Linked DNA regions of Homo sapiens: all the other regions are linked to region 1. The links are chromatin loops, found by intact Hi-C in ENCODE. Cell type or tissue: heart right ventricle. All regions are shown on one strand.

Region 1 (5,000 bases):
GCCGTGGTGGGGTCGAATGACGGGGCCAGGACCAGGCAGCTGGCCGTGACATGCCTTTGCATCGTGCTGATCCCCGAGCCCCCTGCCCCCTCACGCCATGGTGTCTGTCCCCGATCCCCTCCCCAGGGCAAGGGGGCTGTGTCCTGGCCTCTCCACTGTGCCAGCCCCTTATCCTGGTCCCACACTGGCCTCCCAGGTCTAATTCTCCCTCACAATCCATCAGCACCCTTGCGAGACAAAACTGCCCTGATTTCAGAAAACCGGCAAGTTACCTTATTAAGCAACGGCTCACCACCCCAGACACTCCTGGGCCCCCACAGGGACTCACGTCCAGCCCATGGTCGTGGGCTCCCGAGGGTCCTTGGTTGGGCCTCACCTCCTAGCCTTTGCCCACACAGGTTTTCTCCTCTCAGCCTATTCCCTTCCCTAGACCTGCCTCCTTCAGGAAGCCACCCTGACTGCTCCAGTTTATCTGTGTCATCCCAGGAAAGCTTGTCTGGAGCCAACCCCAGGGTCTTTGGGACCAGTCCTTTGCTGCCCTGTGGGGCAGCAGCTCTTGGGGCTGGTGGCCAGGTCTCCTTCTACAGAGACTTTTGTGCACTTACTGGAGACCTCCTGATCAGATGGAAGCGAAGGAGCCAGGTTCCAGGTGAAGGCCTAGCTCCAACCTTGGGCACCGCCCCTGCCATCATGGTGAGGGTCGTCAACCACCCCCACCAGAAACCCCTGGGCTGCTTGTTGAAAACACAGATTCCTGGGCCCCACCCTGGACCTAGAGCATCATCAGACTGTCTAGGTGGACCCAGGAATCTGCATTTAACCAACTTCTCGATGTCCTAAGACATGGTGACATTTGCCACCAACTGTCCTTTACAGAGCTCTTTCTAGCTTTCTTTTGAGAACTAGACACTCGCAGCGTCACTTCACAACACACTTGCCAGGGAGGTTCAGAGCCAAAGGCAGGGTCAGGAGGAGAAAGACAAGAGCTCTGCCCCTCGAGGGTTCCGTCGGGTTTGAGACAAGGATTGCACTGTGTTATCAGAGACCCAGAGGGGAGAGAAGATAGGCCAGGGCAGTGTGCTCTTCAAGGAAGTAATGCCCCAGCTGGGTTTTGAAGTGTGTATAGGGGTTTTCCAGGGAGATGGGGGTCAGGGGAACAGCATGAGTCTTCATTTTAAAGATGCAGCAGTGAAAAAGCCACATAAGACAGGGGTGGGATGACATCTTTCTTTGGGGGCGGGTGGGATGACCTCTTTCTTTGGGGGCGGGTGGGATGACCTCTTTCTTTGGGGGGAGGTGGGATGACCTCTTTCTTTGGGGGTGGGTGGGATGACCTCTTTCTTTAGGGGCAGGTGGGATGACCTCTTTCTTTGGGGGTAGGTGGGATGACATCTTTGGGGGCAGGTGGGATGACCTCTTTCTTTGGGGGCGGGTGGGATGACCTCTTTCTTTAAGGGTAGGTGGGATGACCTCTTTCTTTAGGGGTAGGTGGGATGACCTCTTTCTTTAGGGGTAGGTGGGATGACCTCTTTCTTTAGGGGTAGGTGGGATGACCTCTTTCTTTAGGGGTAGGTGGGATGACCTCTTTCTTTCTTTAGGGGTAGGTGGGATGACCTCTTTCTTTAGGGGTAAGTGGGATGACCTCTTTAGGGGTAGGTGGGATGACCTCTTTGGGGGCAGGTGGGATGACCTCTTTCTTTAGGGGTAGGTGGGATGACCTCTTTCTTTGGGGGTAGGTGGGATGATCTCTTTCTTTAGGGGTAGGTGGGATGGCCTCTTTCTTTAGGGGTAGGTGGGATGACCTCTTTCTTTGGGGGTAGGTGGGATGACCTCTTTCTTTGGGGGTAGGTGGGATGACCTCTTTCTTTGGGGGTAGGTGGGATGACCTCTTTCTTTGGGGGTAGGTGGGATGACCTCTTTCTTTGGGGGTAGGTGGGATGACCTCTTTGGGGGTAGGTGGGATGACCTCTTTGGGGGTAGGTAGGATGACCTCTTTGAAGGCTGAGGACCAACTGGCTGTAGCTGGGAGACAGAGTGGACCCTCTGAGGGCAGGAGGCTGCGAGCTTTCCATGCACCTGCAAACAACCGCCTGGGTTGGGTCTAAGTCCCTGGTCCTCAGAGAAGATACGCCATGGTGCTGAGTGGTACCAATTCAGAGGCACAGAGACAGGGGCTGATGGTGATGACCGTGAGGGCTGAGCCCTGTGATCCACTCCCATCTCTCTGGTCTAACTGGTGGCTCAACAAGGTGCTGTGGGATCTTGGGCCTCACCGATGTGAGTGGGTAACCCCTGGCGGCTGGCATGACCAACACCCCAACCCATCCTGGATTCTGGGTAGGGGCCACTCTGTGCCCTGGGTGGAGGGCAGGCCTGCCTGGGACAGTGCCCTTTGCCGGCCCCACACTGCCATCTGCCTGCCGGCCTCAGAACTACAGCCCAGCACCAGGCTCAGCCCTGTTGGGACGCATGAAAGCCCAGCGCACAGATGAGAAACCAAGGCCCAGAGGGCACCCAAAGCATCCCCAAGTTCACACAGATCACAGTCACCAAGCTGGAATCCAGGTCCTGCATGGGCCCAAGGCTTCTGCTTATTTTTAACCTGGGCACAGTAATCAGGGTGGGACACCGAGAGCCAGTGAGGCTGGGCAGAGCCCCTGAGGATGCCCCTCCTCCCTGGTCCCCACTCCAGGGGAGGCAGGACCCTGGGCAAGCCTGGGCCCTGGAGGCTTTGGGTCCCCTGGGAAGGTCAGGGCAGAAGGTGGCAATTTCTGCTTCCAGCAGACCATGGTTCTCCCTTTCATTGCCCCCCAGTCCTGTGGGGCTGGTTTCTGCAGTGCTGGATGTGAGGCTGGTCAGACACCAGCACAGGGCCAGGGACCCCCAGCCTTGGCTATCCTTGCTGGCAAATCCCCATCAGAGCCCCCAAGGATGAATTCCATCTGTGTTGGCACCACCCCTTTGTCCCTGCTTACCAGTAGCTGGGCCAGGGTGGGCCCTCTTTGGGGATTTGGGACTGCCTCTTTCTGGGTGAACTGAGGTCAGCATCCCAGACTGCCTGGGCATGAAGGCTGAGAGATGGGGACAGGCAGAATTCCAGGACCCTGGGTATCCCCACGCTTAGCATGACTCAGACGCACTTCTGAAGGAAGAACAAAAAGAGCATGCCCTGCTTTGCAGATTATCTTGCGCCCATGAGGGGCAGAGGACCCACCTCCCACCCCCTTTGTACTCCGAAAGCTTTTAGGGGCCTGGGAAGCTGGGGCCACCCTGGGAACCCACCCAGCAAGACTCAGCTTTTGCAGGGCAGGCGTTTCCTGGCTGCCAACTGTCTACATGTCTGGTGGGTCTTGGGTGGAGTGGGACACAGACTGGGGGTCTTCACTCCACAGTGGCTCCAGGAATGCTATTGGGGCAGAGCTGACCTCATGGCTCTGCCAAGAGGAAAGGTTCTCTGACCTCTGCTCTAGGATGGGGGCAGGCCTCAGCGGCCACACTCAGGCCAGCGCTGTCCCCATGGGCTTGGGGACATAGGATGGCTAAGAGGTTGTGATGGGGCTGTCCAGATGGAAACCCTACCAGGAGGCTTCAAGACACTCTGGACCAGCAGGGGAAGCTCCAGGGCAAGGGTGGGCTTCCTCTCTCTAGGGAAGCAGGCAGTGGCACCACAGGGGGCCCCAGTGCACTCCCCATGCCAGGGCGCCTGTAGCTATACCTGGGGGCCAGTGGGCATATGAAGTCTCTCTCACGCTCTTCCAGCTCAGCCACCCAATCTGGCTCTGGGGACTGACACTGCACACGGGACCGGGCACCAGGTGGGGTGTCAGGCTTTGGGGGAGTGTGGAGGGGCAGCCGTGCTGCTGTGGCAGCATACGGAAAGGGCAGGTAAATGAGGGGGAGGGCCAGGCCACTGGCACCAAGGGACAAGGCCGAGGGTGACTGGGTCAATAGTGAAGAACTGTGGCCATTCCCAGGTTCCACTCTGCTCCAGAAGGGATGCTGCGGACACAAGACAGGGCACACCCAAGATGTGGTAGACTTGAACCCAAGAGGCACCTGAACAAGCTGGCAGGAGTTGCTCTCTCTCCTGCCTGTATTCAAAACACACCAGGACATCCCCGGTCATGATCTCTATGGGCAGGGATGACATTAGAATACTACAATTAGGAAGTGATGGCCATTCTGGACTCCACGGGTGTGAATACTAGACACCTTCACTATGGGTGTGAATACCCAACACCCTCACCCTGTGTATATGTGATTCTCTTGCCATGAGTGTGAACACCTAACATCCTCACCATGAGTGTGAACACCTGACACATGGGTGTTAATACCCAACACCCTCACCCTGTGTATATGTGACACTCTTGCCATGAGTGTGAACACCTAACATCCTCACGAGTGTGAATACCTGACACATGGGTGTGAATACCCAACACCCTCACCCTGTGTATATGTGATACTCTTGCCATGAGTGTGAACACCTAACATCCTCACCATGAGTGTGAACACCTGACACATGGGTGTGAATACCCAACACCCTCACCCTGTGTATATGTGATACTCTTGCCATGAGTGTGAACACCTAACATCCTCACCATGAGTGTGAACACCTGACACATGGGTGTGAATACCCAACACCCTCACCCTGTGTATATGTGATACTCTTGCCATGAGTGTGAACCCCTAACATCCTCACCATGAGTGTGAACACCTGACACATGGGTGTGAATACCCAACACCCTCACCCTGTGTATATGATACTCTTGCCATGAGTGTGAACCCCTAACATCCTCACCATGAGTGTGAACACCTGACACATGGGTGTGAATACCCAACACCCTCACCCTGTGTATATTTGATACTCTTGCCATGAGTGTGAACACCTAACATCCTCACCATGAGTGTGAATACCTGACACCCTCTCAATATGTGTGAACATCTGACACCTTCACCATGGGTGTGACTTGACACCCTCGCCATGGTGTGAATACCTGACA
Region 2 (5,000 bases), 270 kb before region 1:
TTTTGACATGTTGGTCAGGCTGGTCATGAACTCCTGGCCTCAAGTGATCCACCTACCTCGGCCTCCCAAAGTGCTGGGATTACAGGTGTGAGCCACCGCGCCCAACCCTGTGTTTATTCTTAGGTCTGTACTACGCTTTATGCCTCAGTTTCCACAGTTAAAACACGTTATTTTATTCCTCACGTTATAGGAGCAATTTGTATTCATAAACTTGGCCTTCACCTTCAACTTCTGAAGATTTTAATACAGCGCAAATGATTTGGGGTCTGTGAATTCAGTTTTATTTATTTGGCTCCTTCCTTTAAGGAGTCAGGCTAATGCAAGAAAATCCAATAATTAGATCTTTTGGATTTCAAATAACTGGAAGAGGAAGTGGTGTTTATCTAATGGTTTAGGCATAATGCGTGTTTTTTCCCGTAGGCCTGTGTGTGTATGTGTGTGTGTGTGGTTGTTCTTAACTTGAAGAATTAAACACTTGTTTTCCCCGTTAATTCTTTCCTCTGGGGCTTTTGTAGACGTTGTGGAAATGTGACCTGTAAGTCTGTGTCTGAATACATGCTGCAGATGGAAGGAAGGCTGCCTCCCATCTCTCGGGAAATGGCTTCACTCAGTTACTCTTTGGTCCAGGTGGTTGAGTTAGGTGAAGACATTAGTATTTCACTTCCTAGTAAAGTGACTGTTTAGAAAAAAACATTTAGTGAGGACTGAAAAAACTCTTGCTAAATCTGTTTGCTTCCATGAAACGACAGGTTTTGAGGGATGGGGAGGTGGCTTTAGCTTGGGCTGTGGGAGAGGTGCAGACGAAGAGTCTCCAGGACACTCACACCAAGTCATCAGGGATCTAATTTTCTGGTGATGAAGAAATCAAATTGATCCTTCGGTATGATTTTCCCCTCCCAAGAGGCATTCATATCTCCAGGGGTTGTTGGGATTTCCATAACAGGCGGGGGAAGTCGTTTTGTCTCCTGAGTCCCCAACACCCCAGATGAACGTGTCAAAGGACGGCTCCCAGCCCGGCGCTACCATGATGGATTGAGGGCCACAGATTCTGTTTTCTTTTTCTTTTTTTTTTTTTTTTTTTTTGAGACGGAGTCTCGTTCTGTCGCCCAGGCTGGAGTGCAGTGGCGCAATCTCGGCTCACTGCAAGCTCCGCCTCCCGGGTTCACGCCATTCTCCTGCCTCAGCCTCCTGAGTAGCTGGGACTATAGGCGCCCGCCACCGCACCCGGCTAATTTTTTGTATTTTTAGTAGAGACGGGGTTTCACCGTGTTAGCTAGGATGGTCTCGATCTCCTGACCTCGTGATCCACCCGCCTCGGCCTCCCAAAGTGCTGGGATTACAGGCTTGAGCCACCGCGCCCGGGATTCTGTTTTCTTTTAAGTGAAAGAAAATATCAGCCCTACCTTGTCTTTAGTGGAGGAGAAGATGAAAGGGAAAGGGCACGTGGAAACGTGTGCTGGGTGCCCCTGCGCCATCTCCCTGTGTCTGGACCCCAGACACCTCACTGCTCCGGAGGTGCTTTCAGTCCTATATATATTAACCTGAGCTTAGAAAGGAACCTTCAAGCTCCAAAATCTCCTCCCAGGTCCTGGTTAAGAGCCTTTTCACAAATTGGATTCTGCAGTCCTGCATTTTAGTTGAAAATCCCCAATGGAAGCTCTCTGAACTACAAAAGAAGAGACGAATTACCAGGATGCCCCCTCCATAAAATGAAAAAGCCCTACAAGCTGCTGATTAGTCTTTTTTCAGCTCTAAAAGTCAAGGAAGGTCTCGGCCGGGCGGGGAGCTCATTCCTATAATCCCAGCACTTTGGGAGAGGCTGAGGCAGGCTTGAGCTCAGGAGTTCAACACCAGCCTGAACTTGAACTGGCAACATGGCAAAGCCCATCTCTACAAAAAATACAAAAATTAGCCAGGCGTGGTGGTGCGTGCCTGTGGTCCCAGATACTCAGGAGGTTGAGGTGGGAGGTTGGCTTGGACTTGGGAGGTTGAGGCTGCAGTGAGCCAAGATTGCACCACTGCACTCCAGCCTGGGCAACACAGTGAGACCCTGTCTAAAAAAAAAAAAAAAAAAATCAAGGTCTTCATAACTCTAGGAGGCAGAGTGGAATTGAGTCTTTGGCTTCAAGGAGAGAGTGGAGGGAGGCAGCTTAACAGGACGAGAGTAAAGTGAACAGAAAAAGCCTCTCAGAAAAATAAAGGCAGGCGACAGCAAGGAGAGAGGAAAAACCCCCACCTCTCGCGCTGAACAGGGAAATGGGATAGAAAACGTTCCCTGTGATATGCCAACTGAGAATCAACTAGATCTGTTCCACATTTCTTTCTCCTCCTTTTCCCTTTGTACATATTTCCGTGCAGACAGCTTCAGGACGCAGTTCCGGGGAAGCTTATTTCTTCAAAACCCCCCTCTCTCTGCTAGAACAGGCCGTGATTGCTGCGTACCAGCAAGGGGGCAGTCAAGCACAACGCATGAGAAACAAAGGTCCTTCAACCTCCAAGCCCGCAGGAGAGCAGCTCCACTCACTTCCTTTGAAGTGGCCCTCTCTGTTTTTTCTAGGATCGAGAATTTTCCTGTAATACACTGGTCTATTTTTAAACCCACTTTCCATTCGCTAGAAGTAAAGAGTGGAAAAATATAATGAATTGTAGAAAGAAACGGAACATAGGTATAAATGTCAATGGTGGGATTTTATAGGCACATAGAAATCTCCCCTTTAAAAGACACTGCAATTATTTTTAGAATGAGAATTGGTCTCAGGGTGGCCTGAGAGAAGAAATGGGAAAAGAACATTTCAACTTTTACTCTACGGTTCAAACCAGTGATGGCGGTTTGCCATCCTCAATTCAGCACATAAACATGTGGGCTGCCCACCATCCGTGAGCGTGGCAGATACTATGGGAGACGCTAAGGCGACTTAGACAGGATCTCTGCCCTCAAGAGGGTTCCATCTAATTAGGAGGGGACAGACAGACTCACAAATGGCCAAAACAGAAAGTGAAGCCCATCACAGTCACCAGTAAAGTGCAGAGCAAGTGAGAAGAGGGAGGGACCTTCCTTCAGGGGACGGGATATCTCCCATTCCGTGGAGCTGGTGGCACTGGAGGCAGACCTTGAAAGATGACACTGCAGGGACGGGCCGGATGCCCACCCATCCCATTTTCTCTTCCCGGGCCTGTGTTGCAATGAGGTTAGAGTCACGTGGCTGGGCCATGCGATAGAGCCAGTCAGAAGTGGTGGAAGTGAAATATGCCACTTCCGGCCAGGCGCGGTGGCTCACACCTGTAATCCCAGCACTTTGGGAGGCTGAGGCAGGTGGATCACCTGATGTCGGGAGTTCGAAACAGCCTGATCAACATGGAGAAACCGCATCTCTACTAAAAATACGAAATTAGCCGGCCGTGGTGGCACATGCCTGTAATCCCAGCTACTCGGGAGGCTGAGGCAGGAGAATTGCTTGAACCTGGGAGGCGGAGGTTGCAGTGAGCTGAGATTGCGCCATTGCACTCCAGCCTGGGCAATAAGAGTGAAACTCTGTCTCAAAAAAAAAAAGAAAAAAGAAAAAAAGAAATATGCCACTTCCATGTCTGACTGTAACACCCCTTGTGTGGCCATCCAAGCTTTCCCTTTCTCTTCCACACAGAGCCCACATGTTTAAGATAAGTGGTAGAAGCCAGTATCCTTGAGTGCTTGTTGAAAAGAGCTGTCCAGGAGAGCTACCCAACCCACATCACACTATGATGTAAGAGAAGATAGAATTCAGCCACTGAGCTGCTGGGGTGGTTTGTTATAGCAAGTGGTGTCTCTTAGGACAGATGAATAGGTTTTGACCAGTGAAAATGTGGGACCTCTTCCCTGAGTCTCATTCTGCCGAATGTGCTGTTATTAGGACACGCACCACATTTACGGATATCGCTTGTTTGAGGCCAGCCATCCAAGCTTCACTATTTGTACCATGAAAAGGACCTCATCTATCTTGCCCTCCCTCCCATCCCTAGAACCTAGCACAGTGCATCACATACAGTCGGTGTTTAATAAATGGTTTGTTAAACAAAATGGGTAAGAGGGGGCTTTGTTTGGGGAACATCCAATAGTCTAGTTTCAGGAAAGCATAGGATATTTCTATCTAAAGGAGATGGGCATTTAGGTGGGCCTCTGTGGGGACCCTTAACAGGGTGTCAGGAGTTGGCGCTTATTTTGCGGGGCTGTATCCTGAAGCCTTCCCTCCTTTCCTATCCGCTGCAATACTTCATGGGCGTTTTCTTTTGTAAACTTCAATAACTTATTACTAGTTGCCTGTATCTCTAGTCCAACTTTCAGCCTTACTTATCCTAAAAGAACAATAGAGAGAGAGAGAGAGAGAGAGACCTGTGATCCCTGTAATATGAACCTGCTTGTTTAAAGATGTTAGAAAACCTAACTCAACTGACTTTAGGTTAAAAACCACTGGCTCATATAACTGAAAAGTCCAGGATAGTTATAACTGCTTCAAGCATGGACAGATCAGGGCTCTCAAACAGTGTTGTCAAGAATTTCTGATTTTTCTGCTTATTGGAAGTGACGGCATGCCAGTTCTAAGTTTAGGCTTTATTTATATTTTATATTTTTATTTTTATTTTTGAGATGCCCAGGCTGGAGTGCAATGGCACGATCTCAGCTCACTGCAATCTCTGCCTCCCAGGTTCAAGCGATTCTCCTGCCTCAGCCTCCCAAGTAGCTGTGATTACAGGCTCCTGCCACCACGCCCAGTTAATTTTTTGTATTTTTAGTAGAGATGGGGTTTCACCATGTTGGCCAGGCTGGTCTCGAACTCTTGACCTCAGATGATCCACCTGCTTTGGCCTCCCAAGGTGCTGGGATTACAGGCGTGAGCCACCACTCTTGGCTAAGCTTAGGCTTTAAAAAGCATGGCGTGTTCCCACTCGCCCTCATGCATCTGTGCTCTCACCATGAGAAGAGCTTGCCTGGCAGGCTACTGTCCGTTCAGTCTGAGTCCCCGTAT
Region 3 (5,000 bases), 280 kb before region 1:
TCTACCAGATGACCCAGTAGTTTTACTTCTGGGACAGCCCTGAAGAAGTGAGGATCACCTTGCTAGGGGCTGAAAATCACCCTATCTAGGGTCCTGGGAGCCAGGAGAGGCTTTCTACAGAAGGGCTTTGAGGGATGTGTAGGAGTTCACTTGACAGGTACAGTGAGAAAGCACACTTTAAGCAGAGGAGAGAATATATACCAGTGGTTCTCAACATTAAGCCTACATCAGAACCACCTGGAGGGCTCATGAAAACACCAATCTCTGGGCCTTGCCCCCCAGTTTCTGATTCACTGGGTCTGGGGTAAGGCTTGGGAATTTGTTTTTGTTTTTAACGAGTTCCCAGGGGATGCTGACGCTGTTGTTCTAGGGACCCCACTTTGAAAACTGTAAACTTACATGAAGAACTGAAGCATGAAGTCACAGCCTGCGTCTGGGGAACTGTAACTACCTCGTTGTTGCTGGAATTTGAATTGTCTGAGCAATATGGTTAGAGGGTTAGGGAGGAGTCTCAAATGCCGAGCTGTGGGCATGCAAAATAAAGAAACGCGCCATTTGTGCATTCCAGGAGCAGGCGGCGCTGTGCTGCTGTAACTTTCAATCCCAATTGACATGCCCATTTTCCAGAGGAAGAAATTGCGGAACACAAGGTTCACTGATTGGTCCAAATTCCCCATTTAAGTAAGTGATGGATCTGGGATTCTAAACCGGGCCTCGGGAGACGCTAAAGCCCTTTTTATCTCCCTTGCCAGGGGCTCCATGCTAGAGCACTTAAAATTAAATCTCCGCAACAGAGGCATTGGGGAGAAAAATAATCAGGAAATATCTTGGGCAGGAGATTATAGGATAGGTCGGAAGGGGCTTACACCAGACCCTTTGGGAGACCCGCAAAAGTTGAACTGACAGACTCTTGAGATGTGATGTGGCCGCAGAGCTGGAGAAGGCCGATTAGAGAGGAGAGATGGGAGGGAGGACCTGGGACCCTGCTGGCTGATAGGTTGTGGTGCGTACCATTGAGGCCTTGACTTTGGAGAGATACCTGGTGAAGCCAGCGAGAAAGGCAGGAGGGGTCGGAGGGGCACGTCATGAAGACGTCCTGGGACACGAGGACCCACACGCTCCCTCCTTCCCGGTTACCCAGCCTTTTTCTAAGCCTTTCGTCATTCTGACTGGTTAATTTTGTTATCTTTTATTTTCTCGTCTCACTCATTCTCTTTGAATTTCTCTTCTGTCTTCATGCTCATTATCAGGCTAGCAAATTGTTAACTATGTAAATTTTAAAAGGAAAAATGTCAGCAGGCAGCTGGACAAGACAGAAGAGACAGAACTTCAAATGTTGCAGTCCAGGCTCCTTGGGAGAGTATGTCCTCCTTCTCATGAACAGGGAGAGCAAATGGTGTAACTGACACCCCTAAGTTCATCACGTGGGTGTCATCATTACAACACTTTGCAATATTAGCTTCATTTTCTGCCCCCTGGAGTATTTTGAAGCATATTTCAGATGTTATAACACCTCTAAATACTTTAGAATGTGTCTCTAAAAATAGGGACATCTTCCTACTAACCATGGCACCATCATCATCACACATAAAAGATTAACGCAATTCACTGAATCATCTAACACCAAGTCAATATTCAGACATCCCTAGTATTGAATTATCTAACCCGCAGTCGATATTCAGATATCCCCAGTTATTCCCAATGTCTTTTCCTCCAAGATTTTATCATAAAAATATTTTCAAACATCAGATGAATTGAAGGACTCTTACAGTGAGCATCTATATATCCACCACCTAGTTGTGGAATTACCATTTGGCTGTGTGCTTTCTTGTATACCTGTCCGTCTATCCATCTTTCCAGTCACCCATTAATCCATCTTAATTTTTCAGTGCATTTCAGAGTGAGATGCAGATATCAGCACCCTTCCCCCTAAACACTTCAGCATGAGTATCATTTGCTGGAGTCCAGTATTTATTAGGTTCTTTCCTTTTGAGGTAAAATTGACATATAAATAAAAGACCCAAATTTCCAGTATAATATTTGATGAATTGAGCAAATAGTTAGCTGTCTAACCCAAACCCCTGTGAAGATAGCAAACATTTTCATCACCCCAGAAGGTTCCCCATGTCCCTTCCCAGTCAATCCCCCCACTCCACACAACCCCTGATTTGACTTTTTCCTATCACTGCATCTTCTGGAAGTTCATATAAATAGCATGGTGCCCTTGTGTAAGGCTGCTTTCACATGGCATAATGCTTTTGTTATGTACCCATGTCGTGTGTGTCACAATAGCCTGTGATTTTTATTGTTATGGAGTAGCCTGTCACATGATGTGTCCACCATTTACTCATCCATCACTTGTTGAGGGACATTTAGGCTGAATCTTCCATTTGGCGATGATGAGTAAAGCTGCTATGAACATTTTCATGTACAGGTTTTTTTGTGGACTCTCGCAAACGTCTCCTACTGCTGGTTTATTTTAACCATGATGCAATCAAGGTCCCACCCTGCAGCCGATTGTTGTGCTTCTGACGTTTCCTTTAATTAAGTTGAAGGGGCCCAGTCAAACCCCCTGTTGTAGCCACAGCTCCGGTTACCTGCCAGGCATACAAAGGAGCTGAGTTCTCAGAGTAACAACAGCTACTGAGCTGCTTGTGTAGACCTTAGGCTTGTGATTGGAATGGTTTCGTTGTACACCCGCCGGTTGTTACAGGGAAGAAAGACTCCAGGCTGGACATCTCAGAACTAAACTAATTGAACTAATTAACCTAATCTCTCCCTCTTTCTCATACTCTGGGAGTCAGCCATTTTTGTTGGTGATGCTGCACTGTTTCGCAGCCACAAGGGGGCACCTGTGTGCTTTGTATGATTTAAAATTTTCATTTGGCAATTAAAAAAAGTTCTCCCAGAAAATCAGTATTTTAAGATGCTTTCCCTGTTTCCCAGTCTATTGAATTCAATGGTGACTTTTGTTCAATTGTTCAATACGTATTTACCGAATACCCACCATGACTAATGCATTGTGCTACGCACTGTGGGTGGTGAAGAAATAAAATAGTTCCTACCCTTGGGACTCTTCTGACCCACAGGGAGGAGAGAGAACCACAGTACAGCTCGGCATGTGTTTGAAGTCAGAAGAATGGGGCGAAACTGTGGAGATTCAGGTGGGTGGGAGCTGGCATCGCGATATTCCGGGAGGCCATGATGTCAAGAGCAAGTGAAGAGACCAGAAGGTTCTGGAACCCAGGATCTGTTAGGGATGCTGGAAGGGATTCGATGGTCCAGAGCTAGGGAATTTGGAACTTATTCATGATGTTGAATGACACGGGGGAGTTTTCAGTGGGGAAGTGACTGGTAGTATTGAATTGGAGAGGAAAGAGAAGAGGCAGGAAACTCTCTGTGGGGGCAGTTTGGGGGTGATGGGGCCCATGCTGGGGTGACCCTGGGAGAATGGCTGAGAATCATCTCTGAGTGCTGTAGGAATGAATGAGACCAATGGAGAGGAGAGAGAGAACATTCTGGAATCCTTCTGGAATGACTGAAAATCATCTCTGAGTGTTGTAGGAATGAAGGAGACCACTTGGGGAGAGGAGAGAGAGAACATTCTGGAATGTTCTGAGAATCATTCCAGAATTACTGCAGACCACTTGGGGAGAGGAGAGAAAGACAATATCCTGGAATGTTCTTGGAGCAGTCTTATTTTGAAGTTTGGTTTTCAAAGTCAAGTAGCTTTGCATTATATGAAAACTTTCACTAAGATACTTCCAAGTAGGGTCAGTGGCGAGTTGTTCTGCCCGTTAAAGAAAAAATTCTCGGCCGGGCGCAGTGGCTCACGCCTGTAATCCCAGCACTTTGGGAGGCCGAGGCGGGCGGATCACGAGGTCAGGAGATCGAGACCATTCTGGCTAACACGGTGAAACCCCGTCTCTACTAAAAACACAAAACATTAGCCGGGCGTGGTGGCGGGCGCCTGTAGTCCCAGTTACTCGGGAGGCTGAGGCAGGAGAATGGCGTGAACCCGGGAGGCGGAGCTTGCAGTGAGCTGAGATCGCGCCACTGCCCTCCAGCCTGGGCGACAGAGCGAGACTCCGGAAAAAAAAAAAAAAAACACGTAAGGAAGACACTATTCAGGACCATTTTGAGGGGTCACGACCGTCACAGTAGGGGAGAGAGATAGGGCTCAACTCCGAAAACAGCAAAGACAGCTGTAGATTATAGTCAAGAGGCAGAGTGGGTAATGGAGGAAAATTACTGAGAGGAGACAGAACCTGAGGATGAGGCCTCCTGGGGAAGAGGACTCTGAGGAACCTAACATTTGATCAAGGACAGAGTCTTTGTCATGCCTCAGGGATTAATCAGATCTTTTGTTAAGTGCGAATCCCAGCAGGTGAAGTGGGATGTATTTTTTAAGTGGGAAGTATTCTGATTAAACGGGAGCATGAGGCAGTGAAATGGGATAAATTTGTTTTATGCAAGATGAAACACTAAATCACCTTTATACAAATATTCATACAAATATTTTTATACAAATATGAATTTTTTATACAAAAATTTCAGCATTCCTGAAATTATAAATCAGTGGGAAAAGTTTGACTTAAAAAATAAATTCAGTGGCAGATAAACAATTCAAGTGATTCTTTGTTTTTACCTTTGTTGAAAGAAATGGTATTAGTAACTTAAAATAGATTTGTTTAAAAAACGAAAATATAACGTGTTTTTGGTCCATTGAAATAAGGTGATATGACAGTCACGCCCAGGTCCCCAATTACTAGGCTGATTTACATAAGCATGATTTACCCTGATTTATATAAACATCCATCCTTCCCTAATCACTTTATTAAGTTTCAGGTTCAAATATTTCCCTGAAACTTTTTTCAGGGAAAAAATATACATTTTATATTTATATTTTTAATATTTTTTTTTCCCACTTTCCTTAAAAATCTCCTTTTCATCACTAAAGGGCAGTTCAGCCACAGGCTCTGGATTCAAATCCAGCACCT

What was found. Peaks named below come from ENCODE experiments on the same cell type or tissue, not always from the same donor. Only the 100,000 strongest peaks of a DNase experiment are listed, where the experiment ranks them.
Region 2: it touches region 1 in a loop (15-fold over the local background); 81 of 110 quality-filtered maps call a loop at or near these places.
Region 3: a loop joins it to region 1, with 8 times the contacts of the local background. A loop is called at or near these places in 86 of 110 quality-filtered maps.

What each region holds. Positions count from the first base shown.
Region 1 is chr12:124,318,754-124,323,753 of GRCh38, forward strand. No RefSeq gene overlaps it. Among named protein-coding and RNA genes, the nearest start is that of MIR6880, 16 kb to the right of the region's middle. RefSeq lists enhancers at 2,216-2,285, 2,716-2,825, 3,333-3,412. In heart right ventricle, a CTCF peak has its summit at 2,431; a DNase peak (open chromatin) is centred at 2,418; H3K27ac peaks cover 690 bases.
Region 2 is chr12:124,051,596-124,056,595 of GRCh38, forward strand. The region is part of intron 2 of ZNF664-RFLNA (ZNF664-RFLNA readthrough); the gene reads left to right. Among named protein-coding and RNA genes, the nearest start is that of ZNF664-RFLNA, 81 kb to the left of the region's middle. In heart right ventricle, CTCF peaks have their summits at 2,437 and 2,642; a DNase peak (open chromatin) is centred at 2,446.
Region 3 is chr12:124,033,938-124,038,937 of GRCh38, forward strand. All of the region lies in intron 2 of ZNF664-RFLNA (ZNF664-RFLNA readthrough), which reads left to right. Among named protein-coding and RNA genes, the nearest start is that of ZNF664-RFLNA, 63 kb to the left of the region's middle. In heart right ventricle, a CTCF peak has its summit at 2,841 (motif pointing right); a DNase peak (open chromatin) is centred at 2,824.